5 separate regions of the Homo sapiens genome follow, and all the other regions are linked to region 2. The links are chromatin contacts, found by Hi-C or POLR2A ChIA-PET in ENCODE. All regions are on one chromosome and are shown on one strand. Each heading gives the region's core, a stretch centred on a gene start or an enhancer-like site at or near the end of the contact. The rest is flanking DNA. Distances are from core to core; before and after follow the strand shown.

The links. A loop is a pair of places that touch in the nucleus more often than their neighbours do. ChIA-PET counts read pairs that join two places held with the same protein, here RNA polymerase II (POLR2A). Pooled maps may share reads with other maps.
Region 1: a loop to region 2 is called in a map of CD8-positive, alpha-beta T cell, with 2.7 times the contacts of the local background. The contact joins the promoter of PPTC7 here to the enhancer-like site in region 2. A Hi-C loop is called at or near these places in 1 of 168 maps with a recorded cell type or tissue (CD8-positive, alpha-beta T cell), 1 of 37 single-sample maps with no recorded cell type and 9 of 50 pooled maps.
Region 3: a map with no recorded cell type shows a loop between it and region 2 (4-fold over the local background). The contact joins the promoter of MYL2 here to the enhancer-like site in region 2. A Hi-C loop is called at or near these places in 5 of 37 single-sample maps with no recorded cell type and 4 of 50 pooled maps.
Region 4: a map of mammary epithelial cell shows a loop between it and region 2 (2.9-fold over the local background). The contact joins two enhancer-like sites. A Hi-C loop is called at or near these places in 1 of 168 maps with a recorded cell type or tissue (mammary epithelial cell) and 1 of 50 pooled maps. POLR2A ChIA-PET finds 5 or more read pairs at or near these places in 2 of 52 experiments (GM12878 and activated CD4-positive, alpha-beta T cell).
Region 5: a loop to region 2 is called in a map with no recorded cell type, with 4 times the contacts of the local background. The contact joins two enhancer-like sites. A Hi-C loop is called at or near these places in 7 of 37 single-sample maps with no recorded cell type and 4 of 50 pooled maps.

What each region holds. Positions count from the first base shown.
Region 1 is chr12:110,581,743-110,584,592 of GRCh38, forward strand. PPTC7 (protein phosphatase targeting COQ7) reads right to left here and starts at 1,576. Exons shown (of 6, transcript NM_139283.2): 1 at 1,067-1,576. The coding sequence starts at 1,289. RefSeq lists silencers at 1,209-1,358, 1,399-1,728.
Region 2 is chr12:111,437,148-111,440,056 of GRCh38, forward strand. All of the region lies in intron 2 of SH2B3 (SH2B adaptor protein 3), which reads left to right. It overlaps LOC124903019 (a long non-coding RNA gene), which reads right to left. Exons shown (of 2, transcript XR_007063462.1): 1 at 801-2,909. Among named protein-coding and RNA genes, the nearest start is that of SH2B3, 33 kb to the left of the region's middle. RefSeq lists an enhancer at 1,471-1,984. Within about 2 kb of position 1,489, at least 20 of the 41 ENCODE cell types and tissues checked have a DNase peak (open chromatin) inside an H3K27ac peak, as active enhancers do; they include CD8-positive, alpha-beta T cell, where a contact is called at or near this core.
Region 3 is chr12:110,919,329-110,922,353 of GRCh38, forward strand. It overlaps MYL2 (myosin light chain 2), which reads right to left and starts at 1,251. Exons shown (of 7, transcript NM_000432.4): 1 at 1,199-1,251. The coding sequence starts at 1,201. RefSeq lists an enhancer at 1-2,059.
Region 4 is chr12:110,894,931-110,897,958 of GRCh38, forward strand. All of the region lies in intron 9 of CCDC63 (coiled-coil domain containing 63), which reads left to right. Among named protein-coding and RNA genes, the nearest start is that of MYL2, 24 kb to the right of the region's middle. Within about 2 kb of position 1,766, at least 2 of the 41 ENCODE cell types and tissues checked have a DNase peak (open chromatin) inside an H3K27ac peak, as active enhancers do.
Region 5 is chr12:110,667,690-110,670,522 of GRCh38, forward strand. The region is part of intron 3 of HVCN1 (hydrogen voltage gated channel 1); the gene reads right to left. LOC124903017 (a long non-coding RNA gene) reads left to right here. Exons shown (of 2, transcript XR_007063460.1): 2 at 2,432-2,833. Among named protein-coding and RNA genes, the nearest start is that of HVCN1, 20 kb to the right of the region's middle. RefSeq lists enhancers at 1,333-1,432, 2,483-2,622. Within about 2 kb of position 1,547, at least 5 of the 41 ENCODE cell types and tissues checked have a DNase peak (open chromatin) inside an H3K27ac peak, as active enhancers do.

The DNA.
Region 1 (2,850 bases), core at 326-2,825, 860 kb before region 2:
TAAAAAAGTTACAGAATCATTTGTTCCAATGCCAAACTCTGCCTCAGCATATGAAATTTAAAGTAACCAAAAACTTAGTCTCACCTGGGAAGGGAAATCAAAGTGACATTTGAACCCAAGTTCAATGACAACACGTCCTTCAATTTCAAAGCGAGCGCATTGCTTTATTCATTCAAAGAGTTTTAACGGCACAATATCCCATAGCATACACAAAATCTCCTAAGGCGTACATTATGGTAAAGTTTCTGACTGCTTGTGAACTATATTTAGCCCTTTCTGCCAGCTCTCTCCGTAGTCTCCCACCCCCAAAAGGTATAACTGGAATAGGCCTCAGGGAGCACCTGTGGCCTGAAAAGGCTGTGACCAATCCTCAGAGCTTTACCGGCTGCAATCTACAAGTAGGCTCGACCATTCTATTTTGGATCAAGGAGACTCTGCCAACCCCCAAGTGACCGCAAGTGGACAAGATCAATTTGGGAGAAAACGCTGTGAGGGTTTTTTCGCCAAGCCAGCAGCCCCCACCGCCACACTCCGAAAAGGGTGAAGATTTGGTTACCATCCAGGCGGCGAAAGAATACGGCCGGGCTGTCTGGGGGCTCACGACTGCCTGTCGGCCGGCGATCCCGCAGCCTGGGCCGGGCTGTGGTGTCGGGAGCACGCGAAGAGGCAGGGATCCCCGGGGCATGCGGAGAGGGAACCAGAACGAGGTTAGGAGCCTGCAGGTGTCGCCCAGGGAGGGGACGAGGTCGCCCAGGGCTGGCACGGCCGAGTGAGACCGAGAGTGTGGCTCTGGACTCGGACAGACCGGTCACACTCTCGGGTTGTGACCTTGAGCACACGACTTGACCGCTGTGCGCCTTAGTTTCCTCCTCTCTAAAATGGGGGTCGTTCAAGCGGAAAACGCGCCTCGGAGCGCTTGGCACGGCGCCTGGCGCATAGTAAGCGCTCCCTCCATGTGAGCGCTCTGGCTCCTTTCGCCGCCGGGAGGAACTGGGGAAGCCCCGCGCGGGGAGTCCCCGGGAGGCGGATCCGAGGCTGGGGCAAGGGAACCGGGTCGGGGACTCACCGAGCACGTCCGCGGAACGGTGCCGGGCCACGAAGCACGCGTCGTCCCCGTAGCACGCGCCCTTCTTGAGGAGGCCCTTACGGAAGTCCTTCCCGAAGCCGCAGCCGGCCGTCACCAGTCCGTAGTCGCCGCCGCCGCCGCCGCCGGCCCTGGGGTCGGTCTGCGAGAGGCCGCCGAGCACGGCGCGGGCCACCAGCCGCCCGTACGAGAGGACCGAGAACATCGCCGCCGCCGCCCCCCCGAGGAGGCGGGGGGCCGGGGGAGCAGGAGGACGCGGAGGCCCGGAGCCGGCTCTCTCCTCAGCCGCAGTCGCGCCGCCGCTGGGGCGCTCCTCAGGGCGGCGCGCAGTGGCCGCCGCCGCCCCTGCCCGACGCGCGGGGCCTCGCACGCGCTCAGCCGCGCGCACCGGAGCCAGAGCGAGGTCAGAAGCGGCGGCTCCTCCGCCTCAGCCCAACTGAAGTCCCGGCTGCAGCGGCCGCCGCCGCCGCCGCCATCTTCCGCTCCACTAGCGTGTTCCGGGCGGTGCCGGCAGCACCGCCCCCTCCCTGGCCCTGCCCCTAGCCCCGCCCCGATTCACCGCTCAGGCCCAAGCCCAGCCCCTTGGGCTCGCTGCCTTATGCAGTCACCAAGGTTGAACATGCGCAGAGGGTGCGGACGCAGTGTCTCTTGGGAATTATAGTCCCGGAGTCGTAGTCACTTTTGACTTGGCTGCCAAAGATTTAGGACCTAGGGGGATTCCTCAGACGCGGGACCTATGTTAAGTTAGTAGGAATTGCAGGTGGGCCACGTGAGGGTTTTCTACCCTGTTTTAACCGTATCTTTTAAAGCCTGTTTTAAATAAATAACGCCACCATTCCTTTAAACAAAAACCTGCAAGAAACCAGAATGGAGTCACATAATGAGAAACAGAGGTACACAGATCTAGTGACACCTCCCCAAGTAATATACTGGAAGGATTTAGGGCGGCAAACTGTTTGGAAAGAAGAGACTTTTTGTAGTCTTTTAGGAAAAATTGAGAAAATGTTATGTGTCCCTATCAGAGTGGGAGGGGACACAGATGGTGTCATGTCCCTTTTGCTAACTGGCCTCTAGCCATGCTCACAGCTGTCTCAAGACCTTTGCCCTTGCTTTCGCTTCTACCCTTTGGAATGTAATTCGTTTACCTGAGGGTCCTGTGTTTTCTGTTGCTGTATCCCCAGAACACGTGAGCACCCAGTAAATATGTGAATGAATGAAAGAATGAATGAATATTTCACTAGATTCTAAGTTTCCCAAGGACAAGGATCATTTGCTGCTCAATTATTAGAATCTAAAGCAATGCCTGGCACACAGTAGGAGAGTGTGTAAATGTCTGTGGAATAAAAGAAGGAATAATGGGCTGGGCGTGGTGGCTCACACCTGTAATCCCAGCACTTTGGAAGGCCGAGGTGGGCAGATCACTTGAGGTCAGGAGTTCAACACCAGCCTGGCCAACATGGTCTCTACTGAAAATACAAAAAAAAATTAGCTGGGCTTGGTGACAAACGATTGTAATGCCAGCTACTCAGGAGGCTGAGACAGGAGAATCGCTTGAACCTGGGAGGCAGAGGTTGCAGTGAGCCGAGACAGCGCCACTGCATTCCAGCCTGGGAGACAGAGCTGGACTCCATCTCAAAAAAAAAAAAAGGAAGGAGTAATGGAATAAGAACACAAATGATAAAAGAAAGTCATGTTTGTTGAATACAGGAATGATTGAGTGAATGGGGTTCACAAACAACAGAAAATGAGCTTTGGGGCAAGTAATT
Region 2 (2,909 bases), core at 239-2,738:
AGCCCTGGGTTGGGCCCAGAGGAGGTGCTTGGAGGGTTTACTGGGTGACGGATGGATGAGCACTTGGGTAGGGGCCTGGGACCCCCAAAGCCCTCAGATGTCTGGGAAATAGGGGGATGTTCTGGCTGGGGAGGTTTCTGTTTCTGGCATTGGGGGGCTCTTGCCAGGAAAGGGCTTTTCTGGCAGCCATGTGGCTTTTCTGGAAGCTTCTCCCTTCTCTTTCCTCCTCCCCTGTGGGGAAAGGGCACCTGAGGCAGCAGGGTGCAGACCAAGGGGGGATCTGGCCCATAATGAACAGGGTGGTGGGGGTCTAGGAGCCGCTGCCCTGTGGACTGGGCCCACTGGGCATTCAGGGCAGCAGGCAGGCTCACTTGCAGAAGTCCAAGGAGTGGGTTCCATTATCATCCCCATTTTACAGGTGAGGAAACTGAAGCACAGCAGGCCAAAGTAATTTGCTCAGGGCCCTGCATTTGAAGGGTCTGTGAAGGAGGGGCCAGGCTTGGGGTCCTGGTGGGGGGCATAGCAGAGAAGCGCCCTGTGGCCTGTAGTTCCCACACTGATTCAGTCGCTGGAACTGGCTCATTGCCTTCAGTTTGCCCCCCAAGGAGCTTGGGAAAAGGGGGCTGAGATCACCCATCACACCCCATACCTCCCTCTGCTTCCCAGGCACTTGAGAGCTTGGGGGTCCCAGGTACCTACCCAAGTGCTCATCCATCCATCCACCCGGCAAACCCTCCAAGTACCTCCTCTGGGCCTGCCCCAGGGCTGGGCCTCAGCTGGCAGCAAGGTTTGGTGCCCACCCCAACCCCAAGAGGAACTCTCCCAGTCAGATGGTGGAGGCAGTTGCGTCATCAGGAAACCATGGCCGGTTCGATAAGCTCAGTGCTGAGGGAGAGGCACAGGAATTGCACTAATCATGACTCAGTGGTCAGAGAAGGCTCCCTGGAGGAGAGGAGGTTTTCTCTGCTGGGACATGCAGTTTGGGTCAGGCAGGGCATCACAAATGCAGGGGCTGGGTGGCAGGGGAAGGTGTGGGCGGGAAGGCGGCTGGAGGGAGACCAGGTGTTGGGGGTGCTGGGGCTGGGGGTGGGCAGATGAGGATTGGAGCCCTGGCTCAACTTCGCTATTCCCCATGGCTGGGGCACTGTGTGATTTTGCCTCCCAGAGTCTGTAGCATGGGGGCTCCTGATGGTGCCCTTGCGGGGAGGTCAGGGGGCTGACACACCTGAGCCTGCCTTTCAGCCTGCCCTCTTCCCTGGCCAGCTGGAGGGGCCTTGGGAGGCCCACCCCAGCCCTGAGAGCACTGGCTTGTAGCATCCCTATCACTCATGGTCTTCACTGGGGTGGGGGATGGCAGTAGGGGCAATCATCCCCTATGCCCCCCGTTACCCAGCACAAAGGATGCTTAGCCAGCAAAAGGCTTATGATGAATGTTGAGCACCCACCACCTAGCAGGCACTGGCTCGCGGCCAAGGACACCACGTGAGCAAAGCCAAGTCACGGCAGAGACCTGCATCAAGGAATGCGCAAGACCAGCTCATAGGACAACAGGCAGGGAAGGAAGTGAAGGGGCTTTGCGGCTCAGGATTTAGATACTGTGGTCAGGGAGGGCCTCCCTGAGGAGATGACACTTTGAAAAGCAGTCGTATTTGTGAAGCTGTGGGGGGAGCTGCCTCTCTGAGGGCACAGGCCCCGAGTGCACCTGGCACACTGAAGAAGAGTGGAGGCCAGTGTGGCTGGATCAGAGCGAGGGAGGGAGGCCCAAGAGGCTGAGGAGGTAACAAGGGTCTCTCAGATGAGGACCACAGGGGAGTTTTTGTTTTTGTTTGTTTGTTTGTTTGAGACAGTCTTGCTCTGTTGCCCAGGCTGCAGTGCAGTGCAGTGGCGCAATCTTGGCTTACTGCAGCCTCTGCCTCCCGGGTTCAAGTGATTCTCCTGCGTCAGCCTCCCAAGTAGCTGGGACTACAGGTACCTGCCACCATGCCCGACTAATTTTTGTATTTTTGTATTTTTTTGTGTGAGATGGAGTTTCGCTTTTGTTGCCCAGGCTGGAGTGCAGTGGCACGATCTTGGCTCACCACAACCTCTGCCTCCTGGGTTCAAGCGATTCTCCTGCCTCAGCCTCCCGAGCAGCTGGGATTATAGGCATGTGTCATCACACCTGGCTAATTTTGTATTTTTAGTAGAGACAGAGTTTCTCCATGTTGGTCAGGCTGGTCTCTAACTCCTGACCTCAGGTGATCTGCCTTGCCTCGGCCTCCCAACGTGCTGGGATTACAGGTGTGAGCCACCGCACCTGGCCTAATTTTTGTATTTTTAATAGAGACAGGGTTTCACCATATTGGCCAGGCTGGTCTTGAACTCCTGACCTTGTGATCTGCCCGCCTCGGCCTCCCAAAGTGCTGGGATTACAGGCGTGAGCCACTGCGCCCAGCCGGGAGTTTCTTTTGAGATGAGATTTTGCTCTGTTGTCGAGGCTGGAGTGCAGTGGCACCATCATAGTTCACGGCAGCCTCAACCTCCCTGCTTCAGCCTCCTGTAGCTGCAGGGGAGTTTTGAGCAGAGGAGGGTAGGCTGGAGCAGCATCGTGGGGGTGGAAATAGCTAATTCTGGACAGACTTGGGCGTAGTCTGATGGGACAGATGGCAGTTTTTGATGCTGCCCAACTCCCAGAGGGCCCAGGTGTCACACTGTTTTCCAGCCTGGCTCCTCTCTCCTCACTGGGGGCTCCTTGTGAATACCCCTTTCCCCCAGCAGTTGTCTGGGACTGGAATCCTGGCTGCTCAGCTCCCAGCATCCACCACTTTCTGCCTTTGAGGGATGGGCCGTGCCTCCCCTCCTGCACATCTTCTGTGGCTCCCTGGCATCTGGGGGGAAGATGGGGGACAGAGGCCTCCCTGCCCAGCTCT
Region 3 (3,025 bases), core at 1-2,500, 520 kb before region 2:
ACTCAGGTCTCCAAACGGTGATGCTGGAGGGAGCAAAGGACATGACATGAAGTTTCTCCAGAGCCCTCTGGTACCAGTGGATCATAAGCGTTTGTGCATCTTGCAGTGGCTCCTTCACCAACTAGGAGAAGCCACAGGTGTGTCCCTGGGGATGGAGGCCACACCTTCAGATCGCCCCTGCAGGATCCAGCCACTTTTGTTCTGATGCATTTCACAAAAAGCTCAGTAATGCACAGAAGGAGAATTGATTGGAGGGAAAGAAAAAGTCAGGCTCACTAAGCCATGATGAATGCCAAGATGAAATGACAGTTCTTCAAGGTGTTAAAACCCAACTGCGCCCCACACCCCACAATTTTCCCTTGCTCCAAATGGCAGCAAAACCTCCTCTCTGAATGCTCCGTCCTTGCACCACATCAATAGGGCAGAGAAGAGCGAGTTGACCTTTCTTCCCCACCCCACTTCTCTCTGACTTTCAATAACAGCAAATGATTCGGTACTCTACATATGTATTATTTAATTCTCATAACCACTCTGTCAAGTGGATACTATTATTATCATCCCCATTTTACAGGAGAGGCAACTGAGGCTCAGAGAGGTTGGGTCACTTGCCCAAGATCACACAGCCACACACACAGAAGGCAGAGCCGGAGTTGAACTTGGGCGTTGAACTTGGGGAGTTGAACTTGGGCATTCTGACTCCAGAGTTCCTGCCTCTAACCACTCTCCCTCCTGTGCTGACCCTGATTTGGGGACTGCCCACTTCAGGAGGGGGACACCTAACCCAACAGCACAGAAAGAAAGGTTTTAAATTTGCAAGTTCAAAAGGTGAAAACAAAAACATTCTTTTTCCCAGCTGCCTGAACAAGAGAAAAGAATTACAATTTGATCCTTAAAAGCATTCAATCCCATTTTGCAAGTCCTGGGAGTTATTGATTCCTCGAGAGGTCAGTAGACAAGCCATAAAAAAGCCAACTCTCTTATTTTGTGTTTGTGAGTCCCCGAGAGCTGCTGTTATTTGTGGCCTATCGGGGCATTGATTGGGGTTCCTCTGTGCCCGCGCAGTCAATGGGGCTTTTTCCACAAGGGGCTGGAGGCTTTGAGGGCCGCCTTCCTCCCCCTCCGCCGTGGTCCCTCGCTTGTAGTGGCTTCCTCTCCTCGCCCACCCGGCATCATCACCTCCTGGAGCCCTTGTACTCACCATGGTGGAAAGGACCCAGCACTGCCTCCCGAGAAGAATTCCACACTCCGCCCAGCTCTCTGCAGCCCAGGAACAATAAATACTTCCTCCCCATGTTTAAAAATAACCCCATGACCGCTTTTGGCAGTCATAGGTGAGGCGGGCACCACCTAAGGCCCCCCCACCCCATGCCGTTCTTCTGAAGTAAGGGTGGCTCACTCGCCACTGGGTGACACGTGAGCCCCCAAAAAGGCATTCAAGGTTAAAGAGGCAGTAGCTGGGTCATGGTCACGGGGAGAGATGCTGCGCGCTCTCTGCGGTGCTTGGGCCGGGGACACTTGTGCTTGTCAATTTTGAGAAAAAAAATGGCAGGGAGAGGAGACTGCTAAAATGCTCTGTTTTATCAGCCTGGATCTGGCCTCAGGGTCTTTGCACCTGTGTGCCCTCTACCTGGAATGTCTTTCTGTCAGTCATCGCACGGCTCCTTCCTTCACCTCCTTCACTGCATCTTTGCTCATATGTCATCTCCTGAGTGAAGCCTCCCCGACCACCATCTTTAAAATAACCATGAAGGCTGGCACTGTGGCTCATGCCTGAAATCCCAGCACGGCGGGAGGCCGAGGCGGGAAGATTGCTTGAGCCTAGGAGTTTGCGACCAGCCTGGGTGACATAGGGAGATGCCTGTCTCTACGCAAAAGAAAAAAAAATAGCTGTGCGTGGTGGTGCATGCCTATAGTCTCAGCTATTCAGGAGGCTGGGACAGGAGGATCACTTGGGCCCGGGAGGTTGAGGCTGTGGTGAGCCACGATCACACCACTGCACTCCAGCCTGGGTGACAGAGCAAGACCCTGTCTCAAAACAAACAAATAACACAGCCACGCACCTCCTGCGCTCCGATCTCCCTTCTTTGTTTCTCTGCACAGCGTGAGGCAGTCCCGAACACTGCCCACAGTGCACTGACTCATTTTCTTCAGCATCTGTGGAGCGTCAGCTCAGAGGGCAGGGATCACTTTAGTTTCCCTCACCACTGACTGTCTCCCCAGCTCCCAGCTCATGATGCACACAGCAGCAGCTCAAAAATAAATATTTGTTGACTGAAGAAATGACAAATCTCATTGACTGAGCACTGGCACGTGCCGGACACTATGTGCTCATGGCTCCCACACATAATTTTCCAGCCACCCTAGAGGGTGGGGACCACCTCATCATCCATGCCCCCATTTTACAGATGCGGAAACAAAAGCTCAGAGAGGCGAAGTGAGCTGCCCAGGGTCACACAGTGATGGAGCTAGGCGTGGACCCCTCTGGAGGCCCCTTTGTCTCCAGAGTCCAGGCTCTTTAAGAGCCTTGAAAACAGCAGCTGCTCTCAGAATGCAAGGTGTCATTATATAATACTTTTACTGAAGACAGCTTTCCTGCTGGGTGCAGTGGCTTATACCTGAAATGCCAGCACTTTGAGAGGCTGAGGCGGGTGGATCACTTGAGTCAGGAGTTCAAGACGACCTTGGCCAACATGATGAAACTTGTCGCTACTAAAAATACAAAAATTAGCCAGGCGTTGTGGCGCGGGCCTGTAGTCCCAGCTACTCAGGAGACTGAGGCAGGAGAATCGCTTGAGGCCGAGAGGCAGAGGTTGCAGTGAGCCGAGATAGCGCCATTGCACTCCAGCCTGGGCGACAGAGTGAGACTCTGACTCAAAAAAAAAAAAAAAAAAAAAAAGGACGGGCATGTTGGCTCACACCTAGCACTTTGGGAGGCCGAGGCGGGTAGATCACCTGAGGTCAGGAGTTCAAGACCAGTCTGGCCAACATGACAGAACCCCATCTCTACTAAAAATACAAAAATTAG
Region 4 (3,028 bases), core at 516-3,015, 540 kb before region 2:
TTTAGACGGAGTCTTACTCTGTTGCCCAGGCTGGAGTGCAGTGGCGCGATCTCCGCTCACTGCAACGTCCACCTCCCGGGTTCAAGCGATTCTCCTGCCTCCGCCCCCGAGTAGCTGGGATTACAGGTGCACACCACCATGCCGAGATAACTTTAATTTTTAATTTATTTTTTAATTTTAATTAATTAATTAATTAATTTTGAGACGGAGTCTCGCTCTGTCGCCCAGGCTGGAATGCAGTGGCACGATCTCGGTTCACTGCAACCTCCACCTCCCGGGTTCATGCGATTCTCCTGCCTCAGCCTCCCGAGTAGCTGGGATTACAGGCACGTGCCACCATACCCGGTTAATTTTTTGTATTGTTAGTAGAGACGGGGTTTTACCATGTTGGCAAGGCTAGTCTCCAACTCCTGACCTTAGGTGATCCGCCCGCCTTGGCCTCCCAAAGTGCTGGGATTATAGGCGTGAGTCACTGTGCCTGGCCAGAATCAGTCTTGATAGCAATAGACTCACAGATGTTTCCTACCCCCTGCTAAAGATCACTTCCACCTGCTCTATTCTTGAAACCCTTTATTTCATCATCTCCTTCCCTTTGGGAGAAGTGGTGGGACCACATCCATCATGGGAGGGTTTTGCATAGGAATTAAGCAACCAAGCTCTGGGAGCCTGGCTATGACTTGCAGAAAAGTCACTTCCTAGCTCTGTGACGTTGAGGTAGTGACTCAACCTCTCTGAGCCTCAGTTTCCACATCTGTAAAATGGGGATAATAATCATACCTACTTCTTAGGGCTGTGAAGGTTGAATAAAATCACACATGTATACATTTGGCACACTGTAATGCAGAGAGCTGTACATTGTAGCTATTATTATTGTTGTTGTTATCATGTGAGCCAGAAAAACTGGTAAGTCACCCTCACTTTGTTACTAAATAATTGCCAAAGTGAAGAGTTGAGCTCAAGGTCAAGCCTTTGGATGAGCTTGGTACAGGGAAGCTAAACCTGAATTCACTTTTCTTCTCTGGCCTCAACATTCCTCATCTGAAAACTAGGCCGATTATGAGGCTGAGTTCAGATGATGTGTGTAAAGTACCTGGAATATTTTAGGAGCTAGACATGTATTATAACCACCACATCAAGCTGAACATTGACTTTTAAAAAATGAATCCTGTGATTTTTTTAAAATTGTGATTTTCTTAAATGCACTTTTATTATAATTTATTTATTTTTTGAGACAGAGTCTTGCTCTGTCGCCCAGGCTGGAGTGCAGTGGTGGGATCACAGCTCACTGCAGCCTCAACCTCCCAGGCTCAAGTGACTCTCCCACCTTAGCCTCCTAGTGTGCTGGGATTATAGGCGTGAGCCACCATGCCTGGCCTAATGCATCTTTAGAAAGGGCCGCTCTTGTCATATGGGAAATTTGCAGCCCTGGGAACTAAACATTCTAGTAGCCGGGTGGAGGAAGCCACCTGATGTGCTGGTTGAGAGACTGAGCTCAATTCCTGGCTTCCTTCTCCTGGCTGTATGCCTCAGAGCCTCAGTTTTCTCACCTGTAAAATAGGGGTGTGAATAGGGCCGACCCCTTGAGATCATTATCCGGGATGGTGCGTGCAGAGTTCACCAGTGGGAATGGGGCTGGTTCACCCAGGGTCCAGTTCACCTTTGCAAGCTAAGATCTCTGAGGGAGAGGCAGGAATCAGGGAAGGAAATACCCTAGAACAGTGATCCTCAGTCCAGCTGCACGTCACAATCACCTGGGAGGCTTTAATGAGAACTCCCAGATGCCCAGGCTGCGCCCCAGGCCAATTAAGACTCTGAATCACTGAGGGTGGAGTTGGGCAGCAAATATTTTTAAAGTTCCCAGGTGATACCAGTGTGAAGCCAAGGCTGAGATCCAACAGGCTGGCAGAGCTTCTCAGACTTTACTGTGCACCAGGATCACCGGGAGGCTTGCTAAAACCAGGTGGCCTGGTCCACCCCCAGGGCCTTTGACTGAGTAAGACTGAGGTGGGGGCCAAGAATATGCATTTCTAACAAGTTCCCAGGTGAAGCTGATGCTGCTTGTCCTGGGACCACACTTTAAGAACCACTGGGCTAGGGCAATGTGTTTTAAACTGTGAATGGTAAAATCAGTTTATTGGATGGTAGCCAACATTTTAAAATAGTGAGATAGAACAGAACAGAAGAGAAAATATTAGAACACATAATAAAAATATTGATTCGAGGCTGGGTGCAATGGCTCACATCTGTTAATCCCAGAACTTTGGGAGGCTGAGGCAGGAGGATCATTTGAGCCCAGGAGTTTGAGACCAGCTTGGGCAACATGGTAAGAACTTGTCTCTAATTTTATTAAAAAAAAAAAAAAAGAATATTGATTTGAACTGGCATGGTGGCTCACACCTGTAATCCCAGCACTTTGGGATACTGAGGCAGGAGGATTTCTTCAGCTCAGGAGTTCAAGACCAGTCTGGGCAACACAGCAAGATCCCATCTCTACAAAATTAAAAAAAAACCCAAAAACTTAGCTGGGTGTGGTGTTGCATGCTTGTAGTCCCATCTGCTCATGAGGCTGAGGCAGGAGGATCACCTGAGTCCAGGAGTTCAAGGCTGCAGTGAGCTATGATCACATGACTGCACTCCAGCCTGGGTGACAGAGCAAGACCCCAACTGTGCTTTTTTAAAATATTGATTTGTGAAATTTTATATTCATTTGATTAGATAATATGGATAAATCTACATACACAACATACGTATGTATGTTTGTATGTGTTGGCTGCAATGTATTTCTTCCTGTGGACCACCTTGTTTTTTTTTTTTTTTTTTGAGATAGAGTCTCGCTCTGTCACCCAGGCTGGAGTGCAGTGGCATGATCTCGGGCTCACTGCAATTTCCGTCTCCTGGATTCAAGCAATTCTCCTGCCTCTTCCCCAGTAGCTGGAATTACAGGCACATGCCACCATGCCCAACTAATTTTTGTATTTTTAGTAGAGACAGGGTTTCACCATGTTGGCCAGGATGGTGTTGAACTTCT
Region 5 (2,833 bases), core at 297-2,796, 770 kb before region 2:
CCAAAGTTCTGGGATTACAGGCATGAGCCCATGCCTGACCCCATACTTTCCTTTGGAAACACCTTACCTGGCAGACAAGAGCAGCCTGTCCTATTTCTCAGTAGTGTGGGAACCTCAAGGTACTTTGCAAAAACCGCATTTATATTTTACAGAAGAGGAAATTTTTCTTTCTGAAACCTTGCAACTGGTGAAGAAGCAACTTTTAGTAATTTGGGATGAAAATATCTAGGGCACTCAGCAGAGCAGAAAACATTTCTGGTTTTCAGTCAAAAGTCTGTCATGCCAGAAGCAGAAAAGCTCCAGAAAAGGGCAAAGATAGGGTTGATCAAGAGAATGTGGTGGGCCTCAGCAGCTTCACCATGCACTCCAGACTCCTAGCATTCATGGACAGACTGATCCTGCCACCACGCCCGGCTAATTTTTGTAATTTTAGTAGTGTGGCGTACAGAGCACCTGCCTCGGTGCCTGGCTCAGAGCAGCCCCCAGCTCTGGAAGTGCCAGCTATGATCATCCCTTAACAACAAAAACTCACCTGGGCATGGTGACTCACATCTGCAATCCCAGCACTTTGGGAGGCCAAGATGGGCAGATCACTTCAGGTCAAGAGTTTGAGACCAGCCTGACCAACATGGCGAAACCCCATCTCTATTAAAAACAAACAAAAAAATAGCCAGGCGTGGTGGTGGGCACTTGTAATCCCAGCTACTTGGGAGGCTGAGGCATGAAAATTGCTTGAACCTAGGAGGCAGAGGTTGCAGTGAGCCAAGATCATGCCACTGCACTCCAGCCTGGGTGACAGAGTGAGACTGTCTCAAGAAAACAAAACAAAAAACCCCAAAACTCTTCTCCTCCAGCTTCATCACCATCCTTGGATATTTCATTTCTCTGCCCACTGCCTGCCTCTGCATCCCTCAGGCTGTTAAGTTACATGAGCTGATACAGCCGCTTTGTGGCTTAAGTGACACTGAGCTGTGTTTCTGTCACTTATAACCCCAAAAGTCTACAGGTGGAGTTGCTGATGCGGGACACCCCCACAGCTCCATCTCCCATGCAAGAATCCTTGCTGTCCCCACTGTACCCTGATGCTCCTCTGCGGTCACCTTTCCATATCAAAACCTGTGACCGTGGCTCCAACCTGCCTGACGGTCCCACACTCTTTGACGCTGTTGAATCTGCTGTGCTTGGCAATCTCGCCCCCTGCTTCTCCTGCTATCTCTGGCCACCCTCCTCAGCTTCCTGTACCATGTCCCTGCCCCATACCAGGAGTCCTGGAGACCTCAGCCTTGACCCTGTCCTTGGGCCGGTGACTCTCTCTTTGGGGGCCTTAGCACAGCTGTGTTCTCGGTGCCGTTCACGTTCAAATCAAAGACTCCAGTCTGATGTTCAAGATCCTGCTGGGTCATTGGTTTGCTGTGACCCAACTGACCTGATTTCTTACCTTTCTCTCCCAGTCCACTCCTCCTTCCACATCCCCTAGGGCACGCTGTCACTTACCTGGCTGCCCAGGCCAAGAACAGAAAATCGTCCTTGGCTCCTCCTTCTCCCTCACACCCCATCGGTTTCACTTCCTGAACCTGGCTGGCACTCCATCGTCCCCTCTCCCTCACCAGAACCTGCCCTGACCCTCCCTCCACCTGCCTGCAGCCAGGGTCCTCCTTCTCCAATGCCAACCTGACTGTGTCCCTGCTGTGCAGCGACCTCCATGCCCACAACTGCCTTCAGGATCGAGTCCCAGCTCTCTTGGCTTCCCCAGGCCCTGGTCTCCCTGCCAGCCTTATTCCTTCCTAGCACCCTGCCTCTGCCAGCCTCCAGCCACATGGAACTTGCAGTTCTAGAGCGGACCACGCTCTCTTGCTTCCAGGACTCCGCATGGCCTGTCCCCATCCCATCTATCTTCCAGGTCTTACACCTAGATTTTACCTTCCCTGGGAGGCCTTCTTTAATTCTCCCTCACCCCAGTTGGGGTGTACGTCACACTGTCTTAACAACCACTGAGACACTGTCCCCACCACATTGGGCTGTGAACGCTGGGAGGGCAGAGACTCTTCCTCAGTCACAGGGAGAGGCTCAAGAAGTGGTTAAGAGGCCGGGCGCGGTGGCTCAAGCCTGTAATCCTAGCACTTTGGGAGGCCGAGACGGGCAGATCACCTGATGTCAGGAGCTCGAGACCAGCCTGACCAACAGGGTGAAACCCCATCTCTACTAAAAATACAAAAATTAGCCAGGCATGGTGGCACATGCCTGTAATCCCAGCTACCTGGGAGGCTGAGGCTGCAGTGAGCCAAGATTGCGCCCCTGCACTCCAGCCTGGGTGACAGAGCGAGACTCCATCTCAAAAAAAAGAAAAAAGAAATGGTTAATAAATGAATGGATTAACAAAATCTTAGGCACTACTCCTTCAAGGTAAACATATTGCTGACCTCTTTTACAGGTATTAGACCAGAAAAACTACCATCTGGGAGAGAAGGGGAAAGTGAAAAAGACAGACCTAGAAGCGAAGGAGAGAAAAGCATTTTGTGGATGCCTATTTTTACAGGCTCAGAAGCCGCCATCTGTGGGAGGGGGAAAGTCCCTAGTTCATTGTTATCTGACAATCGGAGAAAAAGGTACTTTTTAAGAAAGTCAGCCAACTCCCAACTCCCATGGCCTGATGTCCCTTCAGTTTGCATTTCCCTGTTCCCTCCCAGAGCTATTTTGGGGGACTTGATTTGCATATTAACCACCCTCACCCCAAAACTCTAAGACACAATGGCAGCAACGTGTATTACTATGGTTGCTTATTTTATCACACCTCATATCATCTCAGCATGCTGCTAACTTCCTTCCATGCACT